2 separate regions of the Homo sapiens genome follow, and region 1 is linked to region 2. The links are chromatin loops, found by intact Hi-C in ENCODE. Cell type or tissue: mammary epithelial cell. All regions are shown on one strand.

What was found. Hi-C counts contacts between places; a loop is a spot of excess contacts. Peaks named below come from ENCODE experiments on the same cell type or tissue, not always from the same donor. Only the 100,000 strongest peaks of a DNase experiment are listed, where the experiment ranks them.
Region 1: it touches region 2 in a loop (12-fold over the local background); 13 of 110 quality-filtered maps call a loop at or near these places.

What each region holds. Positions count from the first base shown.
Region 1 is chr10:74,030,877-74,038,876 of GRCh38, reverse strand. All of the region lies in intron 1 of VCL (vinculin), which reads right to left. It overlaps LOC124902455 (a long non-coding RNA gene), which reads right to left. Exons shown (of 2, transcript XR_007062197.1): 2 at 4,762-8,000. Among named protein-coding and RNA genes, the nearest start is that of VCL, 37 kb to the right of the region's middle. RefSeq lists an enhancer at 4,051-4,180. In mammary epithelial cell, a CTCF peak has its summit at 3,290 (motif pointing right); a DNase peak (open chromatin) is centred at 5,766.
Region 2 is chr10:73,882,694-73,890,693 of GRCh38, reverse strand. It overlaps LOC124902454 (a long non-coding RNA gene), which reads left to right and starts at 1,231. Exons shown (of 2, transcript XR_007062196.1): 1 at 1,231-1,467; 2 at 2,025-2,232. RefSeq lists enhancers at 1,786-1,865, 1,322-2,280, 2,427-3,145, 2,309-3,508, 4,440-4,549. In mammary epithelial cell, a CTCF peak has its summit at 4,444 (motif pointing left); DNase peaks (open chromatin) are centred at 1,533, 2,003, 2,793, 3,143 and 2 weaker places; H3K27ac peaks cover 4,183 bases.

The sequences.
Region 1 (8,000 bases), 150 kb before region 2:
AGCCTTCAAAGGTAGCAATGCTAGAAGGCTGATATATGGCAAACAGTTATTATCCAAAGATAAAGCAATCATGGCTACACCAGGCAAAAACATTAAAACAGTTTTGTAAATAGCATATATTCTGACCTCAGTAGAGGTAATTACTAAAAACTGAATGGCATGTAATTAATTGATGCCTCTTTGTAAGAGTAGGAGTAGGTAAGGAAAGATAAATGGATAATTAAAAATATATTCAAGGGCATTTATTTAAATGCTATTTTTGAATACTTAAGTGATAAACACTAAATGTGATTTTGTTATTCTAAGCTGCATTCATACTTGAAGCAATAGTATCCATGATTGCTCAATACACTCTGGCTAGAATTAGATTAGGGACAACGAACGGCACTGTTTTTAAGGTACAACACATAAAACATGACTATATAGAATGAATGCCATTTTTTCTTGGGGAATTGATTTTTGGCAGTGCTGTCCAAATAATTTTCTTTTATGATGGAAATATTCTATTTAATCTGTGCCGCCCAATACAGTACCCATTAGCCACCTGTGAGTATTGACCACTTGGAATGTTCCCAGCATAGGCCAGGTGCAATAGCTCATGCCTGTAATCCCAGCACTTTGGAAGGTCAAGGCGGGTGGAACACCTGATATCAGGAATTCGAGACCACCCTGGCCAACATGGCGAAACCCCGTCTCTACTAAAAATACAAAAATTAGCCAGGGGTGTGGCAGGCACCTGTAATCCCAGCTACTTGGGAGGCTGAGGCAGGAAAATTGCTTGAACCTGGGAGGAGGAGGTTGCAGTGAACTGAGATCGCACCACTGCACTCCAGCCTAGGCGACAGAGCGAGACTCCGTCTCAAAAAAAAAAAAAAAAGAAAAGAAAAGAAAAAGAAACAAAGAAATGTGGCCAGTATAACTGAAGAACTGAATTTTTACCTTTATTTCATTTTAATTGCCACCTACGGCTAGTGGCTACCATATCAGGCAGCACAGATCCATGAGACCCTCACTGTATCCTAAAACTGGTCTTGTTGCTCCAGACTCTTCCAATTCATTCTTCACACAGCTACTATAACCTTCATTTATTCCTTTCCTATGTGGTCTTTTAGAAAAAAGGAGCCAGGCCTGGAAAGGAGAAGCTGCCCAGTAGAGAAGAATCAGACAGCCCAAACAAAGAGAAGAGCACAGGCAAAGAAGGTTCAGTCAGATATGCGAGTACAAGGAGGCCAGGACTAGAAAGACACGCTGGTGTGGCTTCAGCAGAGGAAATGAGGCTAGAAAGGAAAGTTCAGTTAGTTCAGGACTTTGTATGCTAAGTGAAGGCAGAGAGGATTATGTTACCTTGACCTGCCCATTTATTCAAAGATTGTCATCCTCTGTTCTAGATCTTTACAATTTAGTGTTCTATCACCAAAATAACAAGTCGAGAACTTCCAAAGAACCACTTTGTAAAGATCTACAGAAGCAGAAAGGTATGTCCTATTTGAGAACAACTGGCAAAGCCTGTCTAGGAGAACCAAAGACAAATCTTTAATTTTTAAGCCATTAACCCATTGATGACAGAAAATGCATTTTCCTGTACTCTCCTGTCACCATCAAAACAGAAAATTTCCATAGCACCCATCTTTTCCAAATAAAAATAGAGTAGAACAGTCAGCCGTGGTGGCTTACGCCTGTAATCCCAGGCGTAAGTGGGTAGATCACAAGGTCAGGAGGTGGGTAGATCACAAGGTCAGGAGATGGAGACCATCGTGGCTAACACGGTGAAACCCCGTCTCGACTAAAAATACAAAAAATTAGCCGGGCGTGGTGGCGGGCGCCTGTAGTCCCAGCTACTCGGGAGGCTGAGGCAGGAGAATGGCGCGAACCCGGGAGGCAGAGCTTGCAGTGAGCCAAGATCGGGCCACTGCACTCCAGCCTGGGTGACAGAGCGAGACTCCATCTCAAAAGAAAAAAAAAAAAGAAAAAGAAAAAAAGTAGAACAAACAAGAAAGGGATTAATTCACAAAATGTCTTTTGTTAACTAACAGGAATCTTCATAGCTGGTGGGAAAATGTTATTCTTCGAGGTCAACTTAGTATGGAGAAATATGATTCCCAATGTAGACTACAACTTTGCAAACAGGTCAGTAAGAATCAACAAATGCTTCTTTTTTACTTTTTTTTTTTTAAGATGGGGTCTTGCTATATTGCCCAGGCTGGACTCAAACTGCTGGGGTCAAGGAATCCTCCCACCTCAGCCTCCCAAGTAGCTGGGAATACGGGTGCATGCCACCACATCTGTCTGATGCCTCATTTTTTTTATGCCTTAAAATAGATCTTATTCCTTCTGAAAAAAGTCCTATGGATTAAAGGGTTAAAAAAAAACAGAGTGGCTGGGCACGGTGGCTCACGCCTGTAATCCAGCACTTTGGGAGGCCAAGGCGGGTGGATCACCTGAGATCAGAAGTTTGAGACCAGACTGGCCAACATGGTGAAACCCTGTCTCTACTAAATATATAAAAATTGGCCGGGCGTGATGGTGGGCGCCTGTAATCCCAGCTACTCGGGAGGGTGAGACAGGAGAATCACTTGAACCTGGGAGGCAGAGGTTGCAGTGAGCCGAGATCGTGCCATGGCACTCCAGCCTGGGCGACAAAAGCAAAACTCCGTCTAAAAAAAACAAAAAACAAAAACAAAAACAGAGAAAAGAACAAACAGATCTTAGTTATAGTCTAATTAGCTTTCTCTGGGTCAGTATTTAAAAACAACCCTTTTGGAGTAATCTAACTTTATAATAAATATAGTCATGTCTCTTGGTATCTATGGAGAATTGGTTCCATGACCCCCTTCAAATACCAAAACCCACAGATGCTTGTCTCTTATATAAAACAGCATAGTATTTGAATATAACTTACACACATCCTCCCACATACTTTAAATTATCTCTGGATTATTTATAATACCTAATATAATATAAATGCTATGTACATAGTTGTTATACTGTATTGTTTAGGGAATAAAGACAAGGAAAAAATCTGTACATGTTCAACACAGATGCAACTATCCTTGTTTTCTGAATATTTTCAATCCGCAGTTGGCTAAATGCAGAAGTGTGGAACCCACAGATACAGAGAGCCAACTGTACGTGTTATCCCTTCCTAACTTTATTCCATTGCCGAGAGAAACTCAGACTTGTTATTTCTATTCACTGACAAAATTATTTCTCTTTTATTTTCTTCTTCAGAGAATAGCTTTTAACTCTTGGGGCTAGATTCCATTCAATTCAATAAACAAGCAGTAAGTGCCAACTATGTGTCCACTAGGTGGTGGGAAGAGAATGAGATAAGAAATAAAACATCTTTAGATATAAACTGAAATAATGGTAGTGAATGAATAAGAGGCCTGGGGGCATTTTTAGGGGGCTTGGCAGGGAGCTCTGTTTCTTTTGAAGAGCTCTTACTTTGTTCAGTAGTTAATTTAAATATCCTTTGTTCAATATGTGACTTTAGTTCAAAATTCTATGTGAGAGGCCTTTTGTCTTCTGCTGTTGTTATTATTACTCCTTTCATCACAATCTACTCGATTTGGTTTGGTAATGTAGAGAGATTTGGTTTCTTTCCAGCAAAAAAAAAAAAAGAAAGAAAAAAAAGGTTGGCTGGTTCAAGTCACTACCTAGACTAAAAAATATGTTAATGTAGATGTCTCCCTTAGCTAGACTAAGTACAAGAAAACAGAAAGACAAAACAAAGCTGAGAAGACTTGTGTTACTTATTTGTACAATGTAAGTCGTAACTAAAGAACATTACATTAAAAATGTGGTAGGAAGATGTTCTTAATGTATTTAGACAATAGGTTGTGACCAACTGATTGTGACCAGACTTAAGAATGTGTACCCATTTGCCTGTACTTACTGTGGCTCAAATCAATGTCATGGCATAACAGTTAGCCTGATCAATCCATTATACTGAACAACCATTCTGATTGCAGCTGTGCCCAGTACCAGGCCTCAGTCATACAAGGATAATAATAATGTAAGTGACCCATCATCAGCAATGCTTTTGATTGTTTTTCTGGGGTGGTGATGAACTTGTGATCCATCCACCCCTCACTGATATCCTTTGTACATCATTCACAGATGGCCAGCCAGAGTTCAGTGTTTAAGAGGCCACATCCAGAAAAACTAAAACTCTCTAATCTACTCTGATTTCCAACTTATTCATTTAATCAAGCACTTAATGAGTACTTCCCATGTGGGAGGCACTGTGTCTGTCACTGTGTGATGGGGATACAAAAGTGAGACTCAGTCCTTGTTGTTCGTTGACAAATGCTTAAACAAATAAGGCAATGCAGTGTAATGCATGCTCTAGTAGAGTTACAACCAAGTTTCTGCTCTGCGTAGGTGAGGTACAGGAAGTTTCACAGAGGAAGAGAAACTCTAGGAAGGCAGAATAAGAGTTCTCCAGAAGTAATGGAATTCAAGGTAAAAAGGAGGGCTTTCTAGTTAATAGGGCAAGATATGGGAAAGCATGGCCAGCTCAGGAAACATAGCTGGAAAATGGGGTACTGGGTAGAGAGGAGATGTGGAGAGGACAGGAAATTGGAAAAGCAGAAAGGGGCCACATCATGGAGGGCCTTGTATGCAATGCAATAGACTTATCCTCTAAGCAATGGGGAATTATTTAATTATTCTAAGTAAAAGACATTGTTAGGTCTGCATTTCAAACAGAAAAATTCAGCAGCAAGAATGGATCAGAGCGAAGAAAACTCGGAAGACAAGTTCATTTGTGAATTCATTTATTCAATCAACAAATATTACTTACATAACATGCAATGTACCAAGCATTACAGACAGTGATGAAGAAAACACACATGGCCCCAGATCTCATGGAGCTTACAGTCTTAGTGAAAGATAAACTACAGATTAACTGTAGCAGAAGCAGCAGCAGTGTGAATGGAGATGAGAGGGCAGGTGTAAAAAAGGCAGCCACATGACACTCCATGTGGAGGGTGAGACAGAAATCTAGGATGGCTCCCAGCCCCTGGCTCAAGTGACTGGGTCAATTGGTAACATAGGAAGAAAACCAGCTCTGAGAGGGAAAGTAATTAGCACTGGGATATTCAGAGGGAGTTGTCCAATAAGCAACTGAAAAGATGGTTCCTCAGTTCACTTACCGGGACTAGAAAAATTGATTCACAAGTAACAGGCAACTCAGACGTTCTAAAAGCCATGGATAATGAATGAAATCACGACCCAACACCACCAACAGATAAGTAGCTGGTGGAAGAACAAGCTGGTGAAAAAAGCTGGAAAGAAAATATCAGAGATAGGGGCAGGGGGATCAATAGAACTCTGTCATAAAAGCCAGAAGAATTTCAGGAACAGTCAATAGTGTCAACTGCCACAGAGAGGTTAATGGTGTCGTTAAGACAGTCACAGAGTTGTGCAACCATGACAATTGATTTGTGAACATTTTCATCACTCCAGAAAGAGACCTAGTAACTATTAGCAGTCAACACCACCCCCATTTAGCCCTAACCCTTCCTCACCACCACCTAATCTTAGGTAAACACTAATCTACTTTCTCTCTACAGATTTACTTATTCTAAATATCTGATATAAATAGAATCACATAAGATGTGCTCTTTAGTGACTAGCTTCTTTCATCTGTGCTATGTATCAGTACTTCATTTCTTTTTATTGCCAAATCATATTTCATTGTATGGTTACATCACATTTTGTCCATTCATCAGTTGATGGGCACCTGAGTTGTTTTCATTTTTGGGCTATTATGAATAATGCTGCTATAAACATTAGTGTACAAGGTTTTGTATGAACATGTTTTCATTTCTCTTGGTTATAAACCTAGGTATTCAATTGCTGGGTCATATGGTATCTCTATGTTTAACCATTTGAGGAAATGCCAGACTATTTTCCAAAGAGGCTAAACCATTTAACATTCGCAGCAGCTACATGAGAGGGTTCCAACTTCTCAATATCCCTGGCAACACTTGTTATTATCTTTTTAATTACAGCCCTCCTACTGAAGCGGTATCTCATTGTGGTTTTGACCTGATGGCTAATGATGCTGAGCATCTTTTTATGGGTGTATTGACCATTTATATATCTACTTTTGAGAAATGTCTATTCAGATACCTTGCCAATATATATATATATATATATATTTTTTTTTTTGAGACCGAGACTTACTTTGTTACCCAGGCCGGAGTACAGTGGTGCAATCTGGGCTCACTGCAACCTCCGCCTCCCGGGTTCAAGCGATTCTCCTGCTTCAGCCTCCCAAGTAGCTGGGACTACAGGCATGAGCCACCATGCCTGGCTAATTTTTGTATTTTTTTGGTAGAGACAGGGTTTCATCATGTTGGCCAGGCTGGTCTCAAACTCCTGACCTCAGGTAATCTGCCTGCTTCGGCCTCCCAAAGTGCTGGGATTATAGGCATGAGCCACTGTGCCTGGCCCCTTGCCAATATTTTGAGTTATTTATCTTTTGCAAATATTTTTCCCAGTCTGTGGGTTGTCTTTCCCTTTCTTGATAGTGTCCTTTGCAGCACAAGCTTTTAATTTTGATAAAGGCCAATTTAAGACTAAAATATAGCTTGTCTTTTCCTTTTTCTTTTTTTTTTTTTTTTTTTTATTCTGAAACAGAGTCTCTGTTGCCCAGACTAGAGTGCAGTGGCATGATCACAGCTCACCACAGCCTCTACCTCTTCAGGCTCAGGTGATCCTCCCACCTCAGCCCCCTGAGTAGCTGGAAGTACAGGTGTATACAACCACACCCGGCTTTTTTTTTTTTTTTTTTTTTTTTTTTTGAGATGGAGTTTTGCTCTTGTTGCCCAGGTTGGAGTGCAATGGCGTGATCTTGGTTCACTGCAACCTCTGCCTCCCAGGTTCAAGTGATTCTCCTGCCTCAGCCTCCCAAGTAGCTGGGATTACAGGCACGCACCACCACGCCTGGCTAATTTTGTATTTTTAGCAGAGACTGGGTTTCTCCACGTTGGTCAGGCTGGTCTGGAACTCCTGACCACAGGTGATCCGCCCGCCTCGGCCTCCCAAAGTGCTGGGATTACAGGCATGAGCCACCGTGCCGGGCCACACTCGGCTAATTTTTAGTATTTTTTGTAGAGACAGGGTTTCACCATGGTGACCAGGCTGATCTCGAACTTCTGGGCTCAAGTAATCTGCCTGCGGGGCCTCCCAAAGTGCTGGGATTGCAGCCCAGCTTGTCTTCTTTTGTTGTTTGTGATTTTGGTTGCTTGTGCTTTTTTCCTGTTGTTTTGTTTTGTCTTTTGCTACTTGTGCTTTTGGTGTAACACTTAAGAAGGCTTCATCTAACCTGAGATCATGAAGATTTACTCCCATGTTTTATTCTAAGAATTTTATAGTTTTAGCTCTTATAGTTAGGTCTGTGATCCATTTGGAGTCAATTTTTGTGTATGGTATAAGAAAAGGTCGTCATTTTTTTTAAACTGGAGAAAACCAAGCATACTGATAGGCTACAGGACAAGAGGCAGGAAATAGATTTCTTCTGAAGTCAGATCCCTGAAGAGACAGGGTAAGAATCTGGAGAGAGATACAGAGACTAACCTTTACCAGGAGGAAAGCCACTCTTACCCTAGACAAGGGGGGTGGTGGGGGAAGCAAGTGGAGATGGTGACCTAACTGTAACTGTGGGGTAATGGGCTATATCTTCTTAGGAATTTACAAGGCACATTAGCATAATTGAGGATCTATGATAACCTTCAGTCAGGAAATGTGTTCAGTTTTGTTTAATCCATCATTTTCCAAATTCATGTGACCAAGAATTCCTTATTTCTTAGCACCTATTAATATATGACAGAATTAGGATTTCTAGGACATATGTAGGAAACAGTGATCTAGGCCAAGAGCTGCAAATTAGTGGATTTTGTGTAGAATTTGGGGCAAGGATGGTTTTTGTTTGGTCCACATAGTATTTTTAACCCATTTGTGCCAGAGGTTGCAATTTTTTTGTGTGAAAA
Region 2 (8,000 bases):
TTAAGATATTTGAAATCTGGGTTTGTTTTGTTTTGATTTTGGTTTTGTTAGAGACAGGGTCTCATTCTGTCACGAAGGCTGGAGTGTAGTGGCACAATCACAGCTCACTGCAGCCTCGACTTCCTGGCTCAAGGGATGCTCCTCCCAAGTAGCTAGAATTATAGGCACGCACTACTGCACTTGGCTAATTTTTTTTTTTTTGGTAGAGGTGGGGTCTTGCTATGTTGCCCAGGCTGGTCTTGAACTCCTCACCTCAAGCGATATTTCTGCCTCGGCCTCCCAAAGTGCTGGAAGTGCAGGTATGAGCCACTATGCCCAGCTGAAACCTGGATTTTTTAATGTTAAATTTTCCCAATTAAAACAGTACATGTTAACAAAATCAGGTCTGGGGTCTACATTTGACCAACAGACCATCAGTTTGGGATTCTGACATAAGCTAATACTTCATCTGTCTTTCTTATAGTAACCACCCAGCAAAGGAACACACGTACTAAAGAAGGTGTTTTAGAAAAAGCTGGAGGATGGCCAGGTGCGGTGGCTCACACCAGTAATCCCAGCAATTTGGGAGCCCGAGGTGGGTGGATCATCTGAGGTCAGGAGTTCAAGACCAGCCTGGCCGCTTTTACCAAAAAATACAAATATTAGCTGGGTGTGGTGGTAGGCACCTGTAGTCCTAGCTACTCAAGAGGCTGAAGCATGAGAATCGCTTGAGCCTGGGAGAAGGAGATTGCAGTGAGCCAAGATCATCAGGCCACTGCACTCCAGCCTGGGCAACAGAGTGAGACTCTGTCTCAAAAAAAAAAAAAAAAAAAAGAAAGAGCTGGATGAGGCCAGGCGTGGTGGCTCACATCTGTAATCCCAGCACTTTGGGAGGACAAAGCAGGAGGATCATTTGAGGTCAGGAGTTCAAGACCAGCCTGGCCAACATGGTGAAACCCTGTCTCTACTAAAAATACAAAAAATTAGTCAGGCATGGTGGCGTGTGCCTGTAATCCCAGCTCCTCAGGAGGCTGAGGAGAATCACAAGAATCACTTGGGCCTGGGAAGTGGAGGTTGCAGTGAGCCAAGATCACGCCACTGCATTCCAGTTGGGGCGACAGAGGGAGATGATGAGACAAAGAAAAGGGAAGGGAAGGGAAGGGAAGGGAAGGGGAGGAGAAGGGAGGGAAGGGGAGGAGAAGGGAGGGGAGGGGAGGGGAAGGGAAGGGGAGGGAAGGGAAGGGAAGGAAAGGAAAAGAAAAGAAAAAGAGAAAGAAAGAAGGAAAGAAAAGAAAACAAAAGAGCTGGATGAGAAAGTTCTAAAGGTAGAGACTCGTGCCACATGCAAATGGCGACTTAACATCGGGTCAATTAGAGAAGGACTAGGCAATGATGAGTGTTCTGCTAGAGCGGCAAGAAATGCCCGTGGCTCCCTGCTGCAAGCTTCCTCATTTGAATCAGGCCTTGGCAGCCACCACACCCACCAGGGTAAGTCATATGAAGGCCCCATGGGAAATCCCAGAGCCTAGCTAGGCCCAGTGGCCCACAGGCAGGCACTCCAGCAGCTGCACACTAAACTGGTTCTGTAGTCACAATGACAAGCCAGGGCCTGCTCGTCACAGGGTCCTCAGAATCAGGGTTTTCCGGTACCCAGTCCACAACCTTCCCTGGGGCCACAGTTGCAGCTGCTGTTCCCTGTGATATTAGCTCAGCTCACCTGGCCTCTTGGCACGAGGGAAGTTCCCAAGAGCGCAGGGGTGAGGACCTGGTCGAGGGAGCAGTAAGCCCCCTCCTCTGGCACCTCTAGCCAAGCCAGCTTTCTAGGTAGTCATCCAATTCAGCCACACAAAGTGCTGACAGGAGGAACTGTCATCCTGGGGCTGCATAAAGGAAGATAGGCCAGACCCTGGAGGGCAGAGGGCTGCACCTGGCTGGGATGCCCAGACGGGCCCATGGGTGACAGACAGCACCTTATGCCCCAAGCTCAGTTTCTAGCAGTGTTTGCAGAGCCTGTGCTATTTTAGGTTTCTTTGTCATCATTGCAGGCAAACTGGACTGGAGGAGTCTGATTAGAAGAGAAAGAACCGGTTTAACAGAGCTAGGGTGATGGGGGTTGCTTCCCGGAGCTGGCACCATAGCACCAGGCAGAAGAGCGGGTGTCAATGCTTCCGAGGCTCAAGACTGGTTTAAGATTATGGCATTGGGTTTCAGAGCAACTTGTCAGAATAAAGGAGGCAAAGAGGAGGACTTTGAGCTTCAGGAGCCAGAGGCTATAATTTCTGTCTCAGGAATAATGATGACAACAATAATACCCTTATTATAAATGTGCTTTATAATATACAAGATACCTTCATAGACATTATCTCATTTGATCCTTACTGCAGCCCTATGAGGCAAGCAGATATTCTTCATCGCATCTTAAATATAAGGAATCTAAGTCTCACCCAGGTAAGTGACTTGCCCAAGGTCACAGTCTTAAGAAAGTGGCAATGGCAGGGCCTGCATCAATGTAGAAAGGGGTTTGGGGAACCTAGACCTGCATAGCTAGAGGTCTTTGCAGGAAGAAAGGAACTCAGAGAATGAATGGGGAGCCCTGGCCTTCTGCTGATGGCCCCAGGAAATATGGGGCTTCATGGCTCTGTGGCCTGAGAAGTGACCCCATACACAGCCTGCTAGTGGTCTGGGCATGCAGGGCCATCACAGCGGGCCCCCAGGCAGCTTCATCTCCTCTCTTGGCTGGCGGGTGGGAAGGGTTTTTCTGTTCCCCTAATGCCGCCCCCTGAGTCAGCTCTCTGGCATTGCCCTGGCATGTCCTGGGCCCCACGCCCAGGCAGTGAGGAGGTGCTGGCAGATTGCCCAGGGAATGCTGCTGTCTTAACTTAAGCCAAATCCTAATTACGACCCCCTTCCCGGAGGCAACCCAATAATAGCTGCATTGGGGGCTGTAACTTGTAGGCACAGGGTGAGTCTCCCCTGCCCCTTGGGCTTTCTGGCACAGGTGTCACTGGGCACCCACCTTTACCTGACGGCTGCAGCCCTGGAGGGAATGCAGGGAACAAATCCATTTTATAGACTTTGGCTGAGCCAGGCTCCCACCCCAGGGCCCTGCTTGGGTTTCTGGTCACATCCAAATAGCTACGGAGGGAGTTGCTTTTGGACAGAATGGAGGAAAACAGAGCCAAGACTCCAGCCTGAAGCCGCCTCAGCTGTTTCTGGGGCTCTGACTCAGAAGCTGCTTCTCAGGAATGTGGAGCACTGGGGCCTCTGAGACCCTTGTCCAGGCACAGCGGAATGAACAACTGGGTGGAGGGGATGTTTCACTCTTCTCTGTCTTTTCTGAAAACACCCGCACACAGAAACTCACCACTGGGCAGGCTGAGAGCTCCTCCAGGAAGGAAGCCTTCCCGGACTCCCTCAGACCCCAGGGATCTATCCCTGGAAATGGCCACGGGCAGCCACAACTTGCACTTAGAAAAATGCGGCACTGCACGGGAGTCTGTCTCTATCCCTCTGTATCTTATCTCCCCAACTCTGTTGTGACTTCCTTGACCTCATGCTTCTGAGTGAAAAAGAGTGCCCTGAATATCACATTCATTTGACAAACATGTTGACTGACAGATAATCTGAGAAAAAGGAAGAAATAAATAAACAAAAAGAGGCAAAGATAAATCAGTGAGAAAGTAAGCAGGCAGATCACAACCCAAAGTCTGGGGAATCTGCTTCACTTCCCAAGCAAAGCTCCCAGGCCACCTGGAGAAGGAAGAGCAGGAAGGCTGTGTCGAGGTGGCCTGGTACTTCCTTGTCCCCAGCACCCACTCCAGCCCCAGATGCCCTCAGATCTACCAGAAGACACTGGAGATCCTTATACCTCCTGAAAGGAGGGGTTCTGCAGTGATTCTCCAAATGTGGATGATTTTCTTTTCTCTGCTTCTGGCCTTACTTCCTTGCCCTAAAGCAAGTAGGTGTCTCATGGGATAATTCACAGTGAAATGAGACATAGAGAGAACTAACCCTGGAGGAGAAATCATGTCAGCAGTTTATCACACAATGCATTGATTTTAGATTTGTCTGTGTACCTCATTAGATCATAAGAGCTGGGAGAGTAGAGAAGGGAGGTCTTGTTCACCAAACTAGTCCCAGAGTATAGCACCCTGCCTAGTACACAGAAGGTGCTCAGTTGGGTGCCCCATATACATTTGTTGATTTGGCTCATTGAGGGGCACCTGGAACCTGCCAGAACACTCCTGTTATCTAGCTGGCATCAGCAACTTTTATTCTGGAGCTCATTCCATGTCTGAGATCTAGTGATCTACTGGAAGAAACCATAGCTGGAGGCACCAATAATGGACTGTGGGGCCTTGGGTTCTAAGACAGACTTGGTGCTGGAAATGACCCCTGGGGTGGAGTGGGCTGAGTAATCTGGTAGCTCTCCGGCTCTCTAAAACTGGGTCTAAGGCGGCCTCTAGTGGACAAGCAGAATCACTGCCCGTTTGGGGTGGAGACCTAGCCTCCTCACTTCTGTGGCCCGCACCATCTCCAGGTTCTCCATCCTTGGGCCCAGAGTGGAAAGCATTCAAGATGGCACCACCACCAATATAAGCGGCCCATATCAGAACAGGATCCATCCAACGGACAGACCCGTTAAAAAGCACTCACTGTGTATAGCACACAGTGCTTGGCCACAAGATATGAGGAGAAGGAGATATAAGGAGGAGAAGACTAGGGCTCTGCTTTTAAGGGACCTATGATCTAAATGAGAAGTTAAAACCAAAATTTTAAGAAAGCAAACAGCAAGCCCATAATTAGGTGCCAACCATTTCAAGGGGTGAGTTCAGAGAATCAGCGCAATCTCATCTGTAAAATGAGAATACCAAAACTTACCCTTAGGGTTGTTATGATGATTAAAATGAGATAGTAGGGAGAAAATATGGCATTATTGTTGTTGTTGTTCAAGCAATCTATGTTCAACATAAGAAATTTATTATTTGTGGCCGGGCGCAGTGGCTCACGCCTGTAATCCCAGCACTTTGGGAGGCCGAGGTGGGGCGATCAAGAGGTCAGGAGATAGAGACCATTCTGGCTAACACAGTGAAACCCCATCTCTACTAAAAATACAAAAAAATTAGCCGGGCGTGGTGGTGGGCGCCTGCAGTCCCAGCTACTCAGGAGGCTGAGGCAGGAAAATGGCATGAACCCGGGAGGCAGAGCTTGCAGTGAGCCGAGATCACGCCGCTGCACTCCAGCCTGGGCGACAGAGTGAGACTCCGTCTCAAAAAAAAAAAAAAGAAGAAATTTATTATTTGTGTTTGTTTGTTTGTGTTTGTTGTTGTTGTTTTTTGGGACGGAGTCTGGCTCTGTTGCCCAGGCTGGAGTGCATTGTTGCAATCTCGGCTCACTGCAACCTCCGCCTCTCGGGTTCAAGTGATTCTCCTGCCTCAGCCTCCTAAGTAACTGGGATTACAGGCATGCGCTACCATGCCCGGCTAATTTTTGTATTTTTAGTAGAGATGAGGTTTCACCATGTTGGCCAGGATGGTCTCGATCTCTTGGCCTCGTGATCCTTCCACCTTGGCCTCCCAAAGTGCTGGGATTATAGGCGTAAGCCACTGTGCCCAGCTGCTAATTTTCGTATCTTTAGTAGAGATGGGGTTTCACCATGTTGGCAAGGCTGCTCTCAAACTCCTGACCTCAAGTGCTGGGACCTCAAGTGCCTCCCAAAGTGGCTTCCTGAGGGCAGGGACATCACCTCTTTTGTTCACTCCTTTTTTTTTTTGAGACAGAGTATTGCTTTGTCACCCAGGCTGGAGTGCACTGGCGTGATCTCTGCTCACTGCAACCTCCACCTCCTGGGTTCAATCAATTCTCCTGTCTCAGTCAAATAGCTAAGACTGCAGGCGCACGCCACCATACCCGGCTAATTTTTGTATTTTTAATAGAGACGGGGTTTCACCATATTGGTCAGGGTGGTCTCGAACTCCTGACCTCAGGTGATCCACCTGCCTCAGCCTCCTAAAGTGCTGGAATTACAGGCGTGAGCCACCGCGACCAGCCTTGTTCACTACTATATCCCCAGCACTGAGACAATGTCCCATTAATATTTCTTTTTTTTTTTTTAAGACGGAGTTTTGCTCTTCTTGCCCAAGCTGGAATGCAATGGCGCAATCTCGACTCACTGCAACCTCCGCCTCCCGCGTTCAAGCAATTCTCCTGCCTCAGCCTCCTGAGTAACTGGGATTACAGGCATGCACTACCATGCCCGGCTAATTTTGTATTTTTAGTAGACATAGGTTTTCTCCGTGTTGGTCAGGCTGGTCTTGAACTCCCGACCTCAGGTGATCCACCCACCTCGGCCTCTCAAAGTGCTGGGATTACAGGTGTGAGCCACTGCACTTGGCCAATATTTCTTAAAAAGGAAGAAAAAGAGATAGGGAAGGAAGGAAGGGAGGGAAGGAAGGGAAGAAAGGGAAAGAAAGGAAGGAAAGGAAGGAAAGGAGGGAGGGAGGGAGGAAATAAAAAAAAGGTAGAGAAAGAAAGAGAAAAAGAAAGAGGAAAATGAATAAAATGGGTCAGCAAAGTTAGAAGGAGGGCTACTGCAGAAACTCGGGAGGCTGAGGAAGGCCTAGTCCAGGATGGTGGGAGGGAAATAAAAAAGAAGAGATGGATACAAGGACATGTAAAGGGAAAAATATATAGGTGTCAGTTCCTAATGATATACAGGATGATAATGATAACAAGTACCATTTATTTAGCATCAGGCATCGAACCATTCACCTACAAATACTATCATTAAATTATTATAACAACCCTACAGTGAAAGTTACAACATCTTTATTTTACCAATGAGGAACATGAAGCTCAGGGAGCTTAGTTACCTTGCCCAGGTCGCACAAGTATTAATAGTAAGCAGCAGTCCCAGAATTCAAACCCAGCTCTGCCCTCTAAGCGAGATAAGGGATGAGTCAAGATTGACTCCAAGATTCTGAACCTAGGTCATCAGCAACTAGTCACGTCACTGTCAGAGCCAAGGGAACCTGAGAAGAAAACTGGTCAAGGTTGGCAAGGGGTATAGTTACAATGGCTAATATTTATTGAGCCCTGACTATTCCAGGCACTGTTTTGCCCTTCACTTATACTGATAATTTATTCCTCATAAAATCCTATCAATAGATAGGAGGAATAAGTTCAAGAGATCTATCAGGAGATACAGCACAGTGATTGGCTGGGTGCAGTGGCCTGTAATCCCAGCACTTTGGGAGGCTGGGGTGGGTGGATCACTTGAGGTCAGGAGTTTGAGACCAGCCTGGCCAACATGGCAAAACTCTGTCTCCACTAAAATTACAATAAATAAATAAATAAATAAATAAATAAATAAATAAATAAATAAAAATTAGCTGAGTCTGGTGGCACGTACCTGTAATACCAACTTAAGCATGGGAGGCAGAGGTTGCAGTGAGCCAGGATCATGCTGCTGCACCCCAGCCTGGGCGACAGAGCGAGACCTTGTCTCAAAAAAAAATAAGTTAGCATGGTGACTATAGTTAATAACAATGTACTGTATTCTTGAAAATAACTAAGAAAGTCGATTCTAAAGTGTTCTCAATACAAAAAACAGTATGTGAGGTATGCATATGTTAATCAGCTGCATTTAGCCATTCCATAATGTATACATATTTCAAAACAACATGTTGTATATGATAAATATATACATTTTTTTGCCAGTGAAAATAAATTAGATGCTAATTAAAAAAAAAAGTCTATGAAGTGAGTACTACTATTCCTATTTTGCCAGTAAGAAAACTGAGGCGCAGACAAGTCATAAAACACAGGCCAGGCACAGTGGTTCATGCCTGTAATCCCAGCACTTTGGGAGGCCAAGGCGGACAGATCACTGAGGTCAGGAGTTTGAGACCAGCCTGGGCAACATGGTGAAACCCCGTCTCTACAAAAAATACAAAAAGAAAATAGCTGGGTATGGTGGCACACACCTGTAGAACCAGTTACTCAGGAGGCCGAGGTAGGTG